Regions from separate parts of the Homo sapiens genome. Here all the other regions are linked to region 2. The links are chromatin contacts, found by Hi-C or POLR2A ChIA-PET in ENCODE. All regions are on one chromosome and are shown on one strand. The core of a region is the stretch at or near the end of the contact, and the rest is flanking DNA. Distances in the headings are between cores, read along the strand shown. Region 1 holds the start of ZCWPW2 (zinc finger CW-type and PWWP domain containing 2). Region 2 holds the start of STT3B (STT3 oligosaccharyltransferase complex catalytic subunit B). Region 3 holds the start of CMC1 (C-X9-C motif containing 1).

The links. Hi-C counts contacts between places; a loop is a spot of excess contacts on that map. ChIA-PET counts read pairs that join two places held with the same protein, here RNA polymerase II (POLR2A). Pooled maps may share reads with other maps.
Region 1: a loop to region 2 is called in a map of B cell, with 22 times the contacts of the local background. The contact joins the promoter of ZCWPW2 here to the promoter of STT3B in region 2. A Hi-C loop is called at or near these places in 6 of 168 maps with a recorded cell type or tissue (B cell, CD4-positive, alpha-beta memory T cell, CD8-positive, alpha-beta T cell and 2 more), 4 of 37 single-sample maps with no recorded cell type and 21 of 50 pooled maps. POLR2A ChIA-PET finds 5 or more read pairs at or near these places in 3 of 52 experiments (CD4-positive, alpha-beta T cell, CD8-positive, alpha-beta memory T cell and activated CD4-positive, alpha-beta memory T cell).
Region 3: a loop to region 2 is called in a pooled map, with 14 times the contacts of the local background. The contact joins the promoter of CMC1 here to the promoter of STT3B in region 2. A Hi-C loop is called at or near these places in 1 of 37 single-sample maps with no recorded cell type and 9 of 50 pooled maps. POLR2A ChIA-PET finds 5 or more read pairs at or near these places in 1 of 52 experiments (common myeloid progenitor, CD34-positive).

The regions. Positions count from the first base shown.
Region 1 is chr3:28,345,874-28,350,126 of GRCh38, reverse strand. It overlaps ZCWPW2 (zinc finger CW-type and PWWP domain containing 2), which reads right to left and starts at 1,406. Exons shown (of 10, transcript NM_001040432.4): 1 at 924-1,406. It overlaps AZI2 (5-azacytidine induced 2), which reads left to right and starts at 1,303. Exons shown (of 8, transcript NM_022461.5): 1 at 1,303-1,526. RefSeq lists enhancers at 697-776, 815-1,109, 209-1,189, 1,377-1,436.
Region 2 is chr3:31,531,033-31,535,875 of GRCh38, reverse strand. STT3B (STT3 oligosaccharyltransferase complex catalytic subunit B) reads right to left here and starts at 2,951. Exons shown (of 16, transcript NM_178862.3): 1 at 2,564-2,951. The coding sequence starts at 2,877. RefSeq lists enhancers at 1-277, 278-779, 2,219-2,278, 3,129-3,268 and silencers at 2,439-2,588, 2,669-2,798, 2,829-3,058, 3,369-3,628.
Region 3 is chr3:28,238,064-28,242,936 of GRCh38, reverse strand. It overlaps CMC1 (C-X9-C motif containing 1), which reads right to left and starts at 1,318. Exons shown (of 4, transcript NM_182523.2): 1 at 1,125-1,318. The coding sequence starts at 1,143. RefSeq lists a silencer at 1,026-1,105.

The sequences.
Region 1 (4,253 bases), core at 157-2,656, 3.2 Mb after region 2:
CTGATACTTGCTCAAAATATTAAAAACACTGCTCTCTTCCATTCTCCAGCCCAGTAAATTGAAGCAAATCGTTTCCTTTCTCAACGATAACATTAACACAGATTTCTAAGTATTTTTAGAAATGTCATAAAACTTCAACTTGTGGTCTTTGTTCCTAACAGCTATAAATTTTCACTTAAATCTAAACCAAAAAAGACAATAAAAAAACCAACAACAATAAAAACGAATTTTCATATAAACCCTTGAGTGAAATCCATCCTATTGGGCTGACAGTTGGGCTGATAGTTAAGCGGACAGATGACAAAATACTACTTTAAGGGGGTGGTGAGTAATGTCCGTATTGCTAATCGGCGGTTAGTGACGTTAAATTTTCTATAATTATTGTTCCTTGTTTATTTGTTTATTTAACCAATAATACCTTAGAGTTACAGGGGTTCCACCTGGCTGCGACCTTCAATGACTAATTAATTCAACTACTTGTGACTCCACAGCTAGGGACGGTCTATCATCTAGAAATAACCAAGGTGGTGGCAACTCCAGGGAAGCCGGGCGCAACTCCAGTACTCTGGCATCTTCTCCCTGTCTCTCATTCCATAAATTGAGCAGTGTGCTAGAAGTCGTGGTGTCGTTTGTGAATAATTACAGACCCCTACGCAATTCGTCGAGCTTGTGCCTCAAGTGATCGCCTGAGGGCTTGCAAGTAGTTTAGAAAACAGAGGCTACAGAGGAACGGCTTCTAACAGACTTCCCAGTTCCCAGCCACGTCAGCTCGTAAGCCTGTAACAGCGCTACTGAGCCGAGCCAGCACGCACCACACGGCCCGGGGACCCCCCAAAAGGACACTGAGTGAAAAAGACGCACCAGAGGGCGCCCCTGAAGGGGGACCTCGGCCCAACAGACAAGACGGCTGGTAACGCTCTTACCTAACTCCACTCCGCCTCCGCCTCCTGGCGTCCCGCGGCCCCGCCCCGTCCCGCCGCGGAGGCTCACGGGACATGTAGTACGCCGCGCGCCACTCCTGCACTTCCCCACCCCCACGACCGAACCTGGCTTCGCTAACGCCCTCCCAGCTCCCTCGGGCCTGACTTCCGGTTTCCTCGCGCGTCCCTGGCGCCGAGCCCGCGGACAGCGGCAGCCCCTTTTCCGGCTGAGAGCTCATCCACACTTCCAATCACTTTCCGGAGTGCTTCCCCTCCCTCCGGCCCGTGCTGGTCCCGACGGCGGGCCTGGGTCTCGCGCGCGTATTGCTGGGTAACGGGCCTTCTCTCGCGTCGGCCCGGCCCCTCCTGCCTCGGCTCGTCCCTCCTTCCAGAACGTCCCGGGCTCCTGCCGAGTCAGAAGAAATGGGACTCCCTCCGCGACGTGCCCGGAGCAGCTCCCTTCGCTGTGGAAGCGGCGGTGTCTTCGAAGAAACCGGAAGCCCGTGGTGACCCCTGGCGACCCGGTTTGTTTTCGGTCCGTTTCCAAACACTAAGGAATCGAAACTCGGCGGCCTTGGGGGCGGCCCTACGTAGCCTGGCTTCTGGGTGAGTGACTCGCCAGGGACGGGTGGAGGATAGGGATGCGGGCAATGCCGCGGCCAACCTCCGTAGCTGTTGCCGGTCCAAAAAGACACGTCATTTTTTTCTCACTCCCTCCCGCGCCCCCTCCTTTGACTAGGGAGCGGCCCACTCCTGGGCATCCCTTTCCCCAGTCACCCCCACACCCAGCTGTCCACACCCTTTCCCCTGTCACCCTCACCCCCAGCTGTCCAGGCCCTTCTTGGTCATTCACTTCTCTAATTACTCCTTTTCTTTTCGTACTCTTACTGGGGCGCCTTCAGTTTTTTTTCATTCATTGAGACTGCTAAATGCTTCTTTCCGATACAAATTATCGGAAAGAAAAGAGGGACATTGGCTAGGACGGTACTCCCTGGGGCATCTGAGTGGTGAATATCGACCCCCTGCACTTGATCGAGGGCTAACAGGTATTCGTCGTTTCTCCAATGTCTAACCTGTATACGGTATTCATTCCAGCCTTCGGCTGTTTGTTGAGTAACTACTACTACGTGCAAGGTAGGCTGACACCCTCTACACAAAAGAAACCCCAATACTCGAAAGCGAGATAAAATACCCACGAAAACTCTAGTACAAATCAAACCATCAGTTGCTCCAAGAGGTGATGGAAATTTGCTAAGGTGATCAAAGACAGACGTACCAGAATTAAAATTGACCCTTGCGCCTTATGTGTAGAAGACATTTTGGTTTTTAGATTGGAATTTCAAATTGGATTGAGCAAGATCTCAAGGCAGAATTTCATTTCTCTAAAAACGCCATATCTCATTGCCCAATCTTGTGATCATTTCATCATCTGTAAATTGAGAACAGTGCATCCTTTACAGGATATTTCCAAATTTTAATGTGATATTGTTTGTAAGCCAGACATCTTACGCAAGTAGAAGGTTTTAATATTAAAGAGACAGCATAACATAATGGGAAATGACACTGGATTAGGTCAGAACACCAGTATCTGAATGCTGATTTTTCCATTTACTTGACAATGGGTAAGAGGCTAAACTTTTTCTTCATTTTCCTTATCTCTGAAATGGGTGTAATACATACTCTAAGGCACCAAAGCATAGTTTCTAAGAGTTATGCTGGCTCTGGAGTCAGCTGCCTGATTTTCATTTCTGGCTCCCCTACTTTCTAATGTTTTCATGTCTCAATTTCTCCACCTGTAATCTGAGGAGATTCTTTACAACCTCAGAGGTATTACATAGATTTACTGAATGCTTATGAAGAACAAATGAGATAGTTTCTCCAAAAGGTGAAGCACACTGCTTGGTATACCATAAACGCTTGGCTACTATTAATTACCAATGCAGAACCTTGTCATTATTATTAAGTAAAATGCTGAAGTTTTTTTTATAATCCATGAAGTAATAGAACCAATCTTTTTCTTTTTTATGGCACTTATATTCAGAGTGCAAGTATAGTTGCCTTATCACTGTTAGAAAATAATTTTCAATAACACCAGTAACATTGAATGTATAGTAGATGCTTAGTTGCATTAGAGGTATTACTGTATGAAAGGGATGAAAAGAAGTAGACTGCTCTTCATACCTATGCTAACTCTGGAAGAGTCTTGATCTGTGCAATACAAACTGATTTCTGGACTAACGCAGTTTGTTGGATAACTCAAGAGTCATAAAAATGGAACTGGAGTTTTTCTTCATATTGTATATCTAATGTTGAGTACATTTTTGGACATTTATTGAATTACAGGGCTTTTTATTGCTAATGTACACAGATTAAGAGATGATGTTTTGAAAAGAGGTACTTGATGACCCTTCTTTATAAACTAGTTAGGCTATTTTACAAATTGAGAAAGGGGAATAAGCATTGGTCTGTTCGTCTTCGTAAGACTTAATCCTTGCTCCATAGTATTTTGACTGATTGTACGAAATAGGTTCGGGAATATCCTAACTTTTCAGAGGTAGAAAGGTGGTGAAAATTCTAAATATGATTTACTTCAGGAGGCAATATGGAATAAAGAGCCTACCATATAGGCCTTGATTCAAACTTCAGTTTTGTCACATACTGCTGTGGTGAGGTGAATTTACCTCACCTCTTTGAGCCTCAATTTCCCCATTTATCATGGTGCTAATACCTTTCTTGCCAAGTTTGGTGTGGACTTGAGATAATGTGTGTACCATACCTTTTATGCAGTTCCTGGCATAAATGTGAATTCCCTTCTCTCTGTTTAGGTTGCCATTGTTCTGTATTTGTATTAAACTTTTGCCTTCACAGTTTAGTAAGGTGGCATCTTAGTGATGTAGTCTAACCCTATCATTCTGTATAGGTGGGAAAATTTTGATCTAGAGAGGTAAAGCGAACTAAACTATAATCAGGGTTGCAAATCCTAGACTAGAATCTGTGTTTCTGAATCCTGGGAAAGTGTTCTTTTTGACATAGTTATGCCTTGTCCATATTCTTAGGATAACCAGAATCCCTTTTGTATTGCCTCTTTGAATGTTGTATTAAGACCATAGACTTCTGACAGCTTACTTAGGTTCACATCTCACCTTTGCCACTGATTAGCTGTGTAGCTATAGGTAAGGTATTTAACTTTTCTAAGACTTTCTTCATAACAGTACTTAGCTAAGTGGTAGAAAAATGCATGTGAAAGCACTAGTGACTGGCATATGGTAAGTGATCAATAAATGGCAGATATAAAGATGATGAAATATGAAAATGGCAGATATAAAGATGATG
Region 2 (4,843 bases), core at 1,702-4,201:
ACATTAAAACTATATGCAGAATACCTAAATTAAGTAGCTCTTTAAAACAGAGATGTATACTTTCAAATGGTACAAATTTAGCTAAATGATAATGTGTCAGAAATGCGTTTTCATATATATAAAAAATGAAGCAAAACATATTTTCTTTTTTGAGTCGGAGTTTCGCTCTTTGTTGCCCAGGCTGGAGTGCAGTGGCGCGATCTCGGCTCACTGCAACCTTCGCCTCCCGGGTTCGAGAGATTCTCCTGCCTCAGCCTCCCAAGTAGCTGGATTACAGGCGCCCGACACCACTCCCGGCTAATTTTTGTATTTTTAGTAGAGAGGGGGTTTCACCATGTTGGCCAGGCTGGTCTCGAACTCCTGACCTCAGGTGATCCACCTGCCTCGGCTTTCCGAAGTGCTGGGATTACAGGCGTGAGCCACCGCGCCCGACCAAAACATATTTTCATGTGCATGAAAAAGAATTATGCCCTCCAACCACACTACTGAAGCTGGAAAAAGAAAACTTTTAATACTTAGCTACACTAAAAAAAAAAAAATAATAAAAATAAAAAATAAAAAATAAAAATATTAGCCACTTTACTTGTTGAGCCTTTTCATTATTGCATTACTCAATTTTAGTGGGGATCTTTGGCTGACTTGATGCAGATTTCTAATCTTAAGGAAAAATGACCAAAATCTCATCATTCAGTAGTGAATTTTTCTGCAATCTTTAATTTCAGCCCCAGAGTTACTATTAAACAGTCGTTAGCCTTCCATTTGTAAAAATGTTACTATGGAAATATTCACAATTTTGTTACCTGAAATGTTTGGTCAACCATGCATTTCTGCTATTTTAATCTGAAAAGAGAACTTTCTCTTTTCATATTGTCCAGTAAATACTAGTTTTCATTTTCTGGTTCCAATTTCATTTTTATCTAACTTGCTTAAGTATTTCAAAACAAGACCACCTAATAATATTGTGTCAATAAGCCTTCACAGGTATTCTTAGGCTCATAAATAGTCTACACTAACATATTTTCTTCTGTGATTGCACGTTAACAAAAAGGTTATTTTTTAAAAAAACTAGTGTTAGAAAACAAAATCAAAACTTCTAAAATGGAATGAAAACATTTCATGGAAGACTGTCACAGTAATTAACTGATCTAAATTGAATTGTCCATGAGTGGGCCCCTCTGGTGTTCAATAGATGTTGCAGTACCAATTTTTCTCTCCATAATGCAGAACTTAAATCTGGTATATTACTATACAGGTAAGTTACTGCCCCCCTCCACCCGAACACTTATTATCTATATAGTTAGTAACTCTCAAAAAAGACTCTCTCTCTTTGAATCTCAAATGATGAAACAAATATCCTGAAATTTAATTAGGTCTAACTGTGAGGAAGTAAGATTAACTCAAGGTTGACAGGTCAATAAGATAACACTAGTTTAAAAGGCATACTCTCAGAGGGGAAAATCCTAACTCAGGGGGAAAAATCCTAACTCGGGTTGGGCAAGTTGCGAAAAAAAAGTTAAAGCAATCTTTCCATCTAGATAATTCACAGACCAATGTAGTGTCTAAGTTAGCTAGTGTTGTTAAGAGTGGGGTAATTTCCTAAAACATTCAGGTCAGTCCCTTACACCATGTGCAACTTCGGTATTACAATCTAGGACTCCCATCACCGTGGTACTGTTTGCTCTTATCCACAAACCTTCCTGCAGACCAATAAAGGAACTAATGCAATGCTTTCAGATACTGTGCATAACACACTAAGGGTGACAGTGGCTAACAGGGTAAGGATCTTGTTCTAAAAAGCAACCCAAGACGATAGTGAAACAGTAAGGTGCTGAGTGCACTTAAGAGCTCTGAAAAAAAGCCACTCTTTAAAATACCTAATGATAAATAAATAAGAGTAGCTAGCTTTCAGATCACTTTCAGGGGTATTATTTCCTTCCCTCCAACACGCCATTCACTCTCCTTTTCCCTTCTCGTATCATGAGAGCATAAAAAGAAACAGTAAAAGCGTAAAACTGCAAGGGTGAGCAGCCGGGGTTCCGGCACATCTGGACCCACCTCCAGCGGCAACAGGGCAGCCCCCCTGGCCGATTCCGTCTGAACTAGCAAAAACGCGCCCGCAAATATGAAAGAACGCGAAAGCAGCGGGCGAGGAGGGCGGGGAATCGACCGACAGTCCGCGGAGGAGCTACCTGCCGCCTCCTGGCGTGGCGGGTCCGGACTCAGCGACCAAAGCGGGCTGCGAGGGACTGCACCCACACTCCCGGCGGCTGCACCCACACTCCCGGCGGCTGCATCCACACTCCTGGCAGTCTTCACACTAGCCCGGCCGAGAATCAAGGTTTCGCTCCTGGACCCCGACGCCCCGCCTCAGGCTGCACGGGGCAAACTTCGCCCACGGGCAGGGGGCGCGCCCGGAGCTCCGGGATCCGCGCCGGCCTCAGCCAGGACGCGAGCGGGGCTCCGCGGCGGCGCGGGGCCAAGTCGAGGAGAGCTGCGGCGGGCGGAGGAGCGGGTCCCGGTTCCCCGCGGGCCACGGGCGGGGGAGGGGCGGCGAGGCACTTACCACGGGTCGAACTCGTGGATGATGCTTTCGAAGCGGATGACGGCGAAGAGGCGCGAGCTGAAGCCGGCAAGCCAGGCCAGGAAGAGGATGGTGAAGGAGAGAAGCGACTGCCACCCAGCCGGCTGCGACAGCCCCCCGGACAGCCCCGCCGGGGCCGGCTTCGGCGGCGCCGCGCCGCCCGCCGCCTTGTGCGCGCACTGGGCCCCGGGCCCGTGGTGGCCGTGCCGGCTGTTTCCCAGGGCCATGAGGCCACTCCACGGGGACGAGTTGAGGGACGACTTGTGCTTGCTCTCCGGGGCCGAGGGCTCCGCCATGTTGTGCCCCGGCGGCGGGTCTAGCTCTCCTCCTCCGCCGCCGCCGCCTGGTGCGAGGGGTGCTGGGCGGGGACCCGGAGGAGGAGGAGGAGGAGGAAGAAAAAGGAGGAGGGAAGAGCTCTGCGCGCTCCCGCCCTCAGCGCCGCGAGGCCGGCGGACTGGGGGTGGAGGAAGCGGCGGCGGGGAGTCTCCGCCTCAGCAGCGGCCGCAATCGCCGCTCTCTCAACCCAGATGGCCCCGGCGCCCCACTAGCCATCCGTATCCCCAGTGCAGCTGCGGCGGCGGCGGCGAAAGCCGACGGGACGAGGGCGCCAGGAAAGAAGCAGCAGACGGAGGCGGCACCACGGCTCTGAGAAGCAATGACATTCCCTCTCTAGCCCGCCGCCCGCCCAGCCGAAAGGAGCAGGGGGAGGAGCCCCCTGGAGTCCGGGCGGAGCTCAAGCAACCTCTGACTCCGCCTCCGGCCCGACAGGAACTGGCCCCTCCGCCTGTCACAAAGCGACAGGTCCGTTAGGGGGCGGGCCCAGAACCGCTGCGCCCACCAATAGGGGCGCGAGCTGGGGCGGAGCTTGACCCAACCGTCTCCCCCTCCCCCCCACCATCCCGGCCTCGCGCCGATTCGCCCGGAGTGGCCGAGCTGCGCGGCTACGGCTTCATTGTCAGTTGAAAGACGCGGTTTCGCGCGCCTGTGCGGTCGGCGAGAAAGGGTACTAGGCGGCTCCGCTAGGTTCATGGAGCTGAGCTGGGCCGAGGGGCGGGAACTGCGGAGCGGCCTCGGTCAAACTCGTCTTAAAGGACGCGGAAAGCGCCGCACCGACCAGCAGGACGCTCGCGGGCTCTCCGCGGTCGTGACTTTTAACCCGCTTTGCGCGGAGCCCTCACCACGTGACGGCCGCGCAGGCGCATTATCCTAGCCCTCGGCGCGTGGGTCGGGCCGAGGGGTTCAGCAGCCCGTGGCGCTCCTCGGCTGGCGCTGCGAGTGAGCCCGCGGCGGCAGTGACACAGCCTACCTTGCTCATTGCCCTTCACGTCCCGCCTCCGGCTTCTGCGGCCGCGGGAATCCGAGAATGTGAGCAAAGACAAGTTTTCCGACACCGAAAACTCGTTGGAACCGGCAAGCGCGCCCCTAGCTCCGGCAGGCAAAATGCGACCTTCTCTCGCCCTTTTTCGTTTGTACTCCGAATTGCGAAAGTACTGTATGTTCACTGGAAATATGGGAAAATGCAGAAATACATTAACGGCTGCATACATTCCGTCGAGTGAGTGAAACTAACTTACCCTGGACGTTAAGCTGTTTCCAGTTCTCACTTTACTAAATAATAATAGAACGAAGGTTCTTGTGCACGTCTACCTTGTATTTTTATAATTCCTTTCCTTTCCCCACTTCCCTCCTTGTCCGCTAAAATAAAGTGCTACCAGATAAACTCAGGGCAAAATGAGCTTAAACTAAGTGAGGTAGTGGGGAGACTCGAATTGCTCTTATATAAACCCCATAGAAAGTACGGAGCTTTCGGCGTAATCGGTGCTCAGTAAATACTTGTTCATGTCAATTCACAGCTAATTGTACATTTTATTAGGTAAGTAACATCTGGATATTAAAGGGCATATTAATGTAAAACTATAAAGGCCCTGAATTATTTTCTTAGGTGATTTAAATTTTTCTCTTTAACTACAAATTGTGTTTCAATATTAATAGAAGTCTTAAAATATTAGATAAATGAACCCTAGTTATTTTGAGGTAGCTCCTTGAAAGTAAGGCAACTCCAGCTACCCTTTTAACCTGCTAAGTGGTTACGTTTTGTCTTGTTTCCTTAAAAAAACCATAAATAGTCTTATTAAGGAAATAATGAAAAGGTTTCCAGAAATAGACTTTCTCACCAACAGTTTAATAGCCGACATTTATTGAACGTACACATTTTAATGAGAATTAGGATAAAATATTAACTGCCTCTGTTATACAGAGAAA
Region 3 (4,873 bases), core at 69-2,568, 3.3 Mb after region 2:
GTGCACCTTACTATCTAAACCTTTGCTCATAGGGCTGCCTCTTCTCCAGCTCCAACCACTGGAAATTCCATCCCTCAAAGCCCAGATCAACTGCTAACTGCTTCATAACCACCTAGTCCAAAATGAATATGATCATTATGTTCCAGAACTCCTCTATGCTTCAAATTAGAGTACTCCCTGATCTACCACTACCTGCTGGACTAGTCACTTAACTTCTCTTCGCCTCAGTTTCCTAATCTGTAAAATGGAGCTAAAAGGACCTACCATACCACATATTATTGTTGGATAATAGAGAACACTTAGCATGGTAATAACATGTTCAATTAAAACATTATTTCTGTGCTACATATATTTTCCATGCTCCTTGAAGGCTCCGAAAGAGCATTTTCCATTTCTGAATCTCCCAAGTTTGACGCCATTTACCTCTCAATGTTTTGACTTTTTGTATCCATAAAATGAAAGAAATGGACTAGACCAACTACCATTCCCTCCAAAAATGTTATCTATTCCCTTGCAAAAATAGCCTAACGCAAAGATACTGCAGGTGACCTTCCACAAGGACGGGAATTCGAGGGTAAGTTAACTATTGCTGCAAACGGAAGTGGCTGGAAGCAAAGAGATTAAAACAACATTCAAGATTTTGAAGATCCTTTCCAAAGAAACTGACTCCTGCCATAGTGATGGATCCTTTGAAATATGTTTTTAAGTTGGGTTACAAGGATGAACTCGGGGTCCATGAACTCCCAAACAGAAATGTAAAACTGTGCGCCAGAACAAATATACAAATTTTTCTGGGGCCAGAGTGTCTGCAGCATACATTAAATGCATCTGTGACCTTAAGGGGCGAAAAGAGGGTGACAATGAAGAGACTAGTCGCGTTAAGTTGGAAACCACAATGGATGATACTTTAGACAACAAACGCAACCTCAGATAACCATAATCCCCAACAAGTGAGAAGATGACCTCAGACCGGGCGAAGCAGCCGCCGGGTATGAGGAGACGCTGGTGGAAGCAATGCTACCCAGAGCTCTGCACCTTTCCCAGGTCGGCATCCAGCCCGCATGGCCCGCGGCGTGAGACCCGGGGCGAGGCCCCTCGGCAAACCCCGCTTCCCGCCCCGGTACCTGCGGGGTCGAGCGCCATCTCGGCGGGCCGAGAAGAACGTAGCCGCTTGGCGGCTCCGGGGCACGCAGGAAGGGGAGTGGAGGGGAGGGGCTTGGGCTCGGACGCACGTGCGACCCCCGGGAGCTTCCCGCAACAGAAACACGGGCCCTTTGCAAAGCACCGCCAGGACCCGTTCCCTCTTCCTTCCCAGGCTCCTACTTCCGCCGCCCGTTGCGCCTGCGCCTTTCTGGCCCCGCCCCAATCCTGTAACTAGAGTGGAACTGACTTCGCAGGGGGAATGACCAGGAAAGGGGGCGTGTCTGCGTGCCTTTGGGGCGGGACCGTGCAGGACGCGCGCAGCCTCGCTTCAGGAGGCTTGTGCACCAGTTGCAGACCCGGGTCGGCCGTGACTGGAGGCGGACCTGCAGGACTTTGGGACTGTGCCTCACTCGGTGACTGGGCCAAAGTCCGAGCCCCGTCCCCCATACCCGCCTTCGGAGAACCAAATGAATCATCCAGTTCCTTTTTTTTTCTTCGTTAACGTTCATTCATTCATAAATGTCTATTTCATGCCTGCCAAGTTCCAGCCACGGTTCTGAATACGAGGGGAAAATAACAATAAAAATAACGTCCCTGTTCTCAAGGAGCAGTGTGGCAGAGGAGACAAATAAAAGCAACACGCTGTTAAATGTGATAAACGCCACACGCACTAGTTGTTCACAGCTTGTTCTACCATAAAGGTGATATGGTGTGTGCAATATCGTTATTTCTCCTTCAAATCAAAGACTGTGGCTCTCCTAGACGTTAAAATATGGGCTCTAGAAGTACCTCTATGTTGTGAAATAATATCCTCAGGACGTACAGTATGATTTGGGTGATGTTACAAATCCTGCCTCTATCAGTAAAAGCTGTATGTTTTGTGAGAGTAAAATGAAGGAAGGTAATAGCCGTCCCGCTGAAGACCCACTACTCACCTCTTCTCAATAGAAGAAACTTTCTAGGTGGCACTTAGGTTCATTTCCACTCACAAACCAGCCTTCAGAAGTGCTTCCTTGTCAAATTCACGTTTAACTGGCTCGAGCCACGAAAGGGTGAGCTGAGGCCTGGGACAGATGGGACAGATGTTTAGAAAAACAAGGAGCAGCTGCTTCTTCCCTGCAAGGGATTCAGGGCTTTCAAAATGATCCCCTCCCCACCTACCTGCAGTCCCTCCTCCCCTGCTGCTGCTTCCGCCTGGTCAGTTGGCAGAAAAGCTGAGGCAGTTGAGCAGGGCTGGGAAAGTGGGTCTCTGCTCAGCAGGTCTTCCGTTTAAGGGCCTATTTGGGCATAACGGCCCTTATTACAGCTGTAGGTTGAGGTGCCAAGGTGAAGAATTAACGTTTCACTCACCCAGCCAGGGAATCAGGTCCTTTTCCTTGTATATTTTGTAAATATGCTTAGAAATACACCAAAATGACTCTGGTATGCCTCTTTTATTGTTCTGAAGGTGAAGGATTTGATTTAGAAAGCTAAAGCAATCTTTTTGAGGAGATGGAGTATGAAAACACAGGTCAGACACCCATATTCAAGAATTAAACTAAATCTTTCTATATGCAAAAGGGTATTATGGTAAAGGAGGAAAGTTTGATCTGTTATCTTAGTGAGTTGAGTAAGTTCTATTATTTTTCTGGACTTTGGTTTCCAATTTACAAGGTTGTTCTGAGGAATAAATGTGATATCATACAATGCATTTGAAAGACTTTAAAGGACCACTTCTACCATTTCTGCCATAGCTATTACTTGAAACATTACTATTTAACATTTGTTTTTAAATCAACACATTTTTAAAAACACTTAAATAGGCACTATTTACTTTAGCCTTATCCTAAGCAACAGTATCTGTAATATCATGGGTTTTGTGTGCCCCATAGAATGAACTGCTAGACGTATCACACCAGGAGAAGCACTAGCAAAAACGGTAGCCCAATACCTGATACATAATAGTATATCTCTCTCTACTCCCATGTTAAACCAGATACTTTGGGGGGAAACTGAGTCTTTACAATCTATACCTAGGGAAGATAAGTCATTTTTTAAGTTAAGCGAATGTAATTGGCAATTAAAAACAGAAGAAATTTCCTGAGGCATCGCATTATTAATAGGCAATTCTTTGGGTAGTAACTGCAAAAGGAGCTCAAGGAAAGAGGAGAGGACATCATCCTGGAAATTAGGAACAGTGTCTTACCCAGCTGTGATCCCTAGAGCTCAGGCAACGTCTGGTAACTGGTGACCCCACAAAAGCCTTTCTCAAAGGATTGAATGCCGCAATGGTTAGGAAAGACTTCAGAGATAAGTTAGAAGTTATGCTCGGCCTTGAACGATGGGTACAATGAGTAGACAGAAAAAAGGGCATCTCATGCTGGGAGAAAAATGAGAGCAAAAGCATCTGGGATTTGAACTGTTCTTGAAAGAGCATGGTGGAGCATGGCAGAGTACAGGCTAAGGAATGGAATCACATGAACAAAAGCACAGGGGTGGGAAGCACCCAGCTGTGTGGCAGGAAGCACCACGGGGCTGTGTGGCAGGCATGTGGTGGGCAATGCTTGAAACTACTTCAATGCATTTTAGGATTTGGGAAGCTAGGGCAGTTATGCATTGGCTAGAAAAGTCCAGATTCCCACAGCCTTAAACACTAGACAGAGGTGTGTTTGAATGTGTTACTATAAGCAACCAGAATCTGTTGAAGGTTAATATATAGGAAAAGAGCATTGTGGTCAAAATTTTCTAAAGGTGTTTTATAAAAGTTTTGCGCAGGATGAATGTAGGCAGCGAGGAAAGAGCTAAAAGGCAAGCAGAAAAGTAAGGAGGCTATTGTACTGGTTTGGGCAAGATATGAAAAGAGCCTCAACTGGGATATATAAAAGGATGGATGTGAGAGTAATTGCAAAGGAAGAATCTATCCTTTGAAATTGGATTTAGAAGACTAAGACAAAGAGTCAAGATTTCTGGATAATTCCTTTTTTTGGCAAATGTATACAGACAAATGAGAAAATCATGGCAATGTGCCTATTCATGCCTGAAATGATCTGCCTTGATCCTCATTATTGGGGGCTAACAGTGGCGATAATGAAACAGAAAGATCAGTTCAGAGAAATTTGCAGTAATGCAGGGTAATAACAGTAGTTGAACCACAGTGAATTTCTCTTTGTATGTGAAGGCAAAGGAATGTGCAAGTAGAAACAAGTATCTTGATTATTTTTGAGTCAATTCTGAATTGGATCTAACATTCCTTTATGCTATATGTTGATATGCAGCTAGTTGTTTTTTGAAATTGAGATTATCAGTCAGCCCCTCCTTGCTTCTGCCTCTTCTTAGCATCAGAAGTAAAGACTTTTCATCTGCAGCTTGGCTCTGCTACAGATGAGAATAAAACTTGAAATCAATGAGATTTCAAATTTGAGTCAGTAAGAATCAAACTTGAAAGAATATTAGACGCCTCATCTCTACCAGAGGATAGGATTTAGAAGTAGTTCTCGGCCAGAAGATCACTAATCAAGGGTCCCTGGTGGCCCTGCCTACTTTCTGAGCTGTATTATTTAGCACCCAGTTTGCATGGCTTGTGCCTTCTCTGGTTTAAAAGGACTTAGGTCCATGTTGACATTTCTATTATTTGCTAGGGTGGTCATAATGAAGTGCCACAGTCTGGGTAGCTTAAACAACAGAAATATTTTCTCACAATTGCAGGTTAGAAGTCTGAGATCAAAAATGTCGGCAGAGTTGCTTTCTCCTG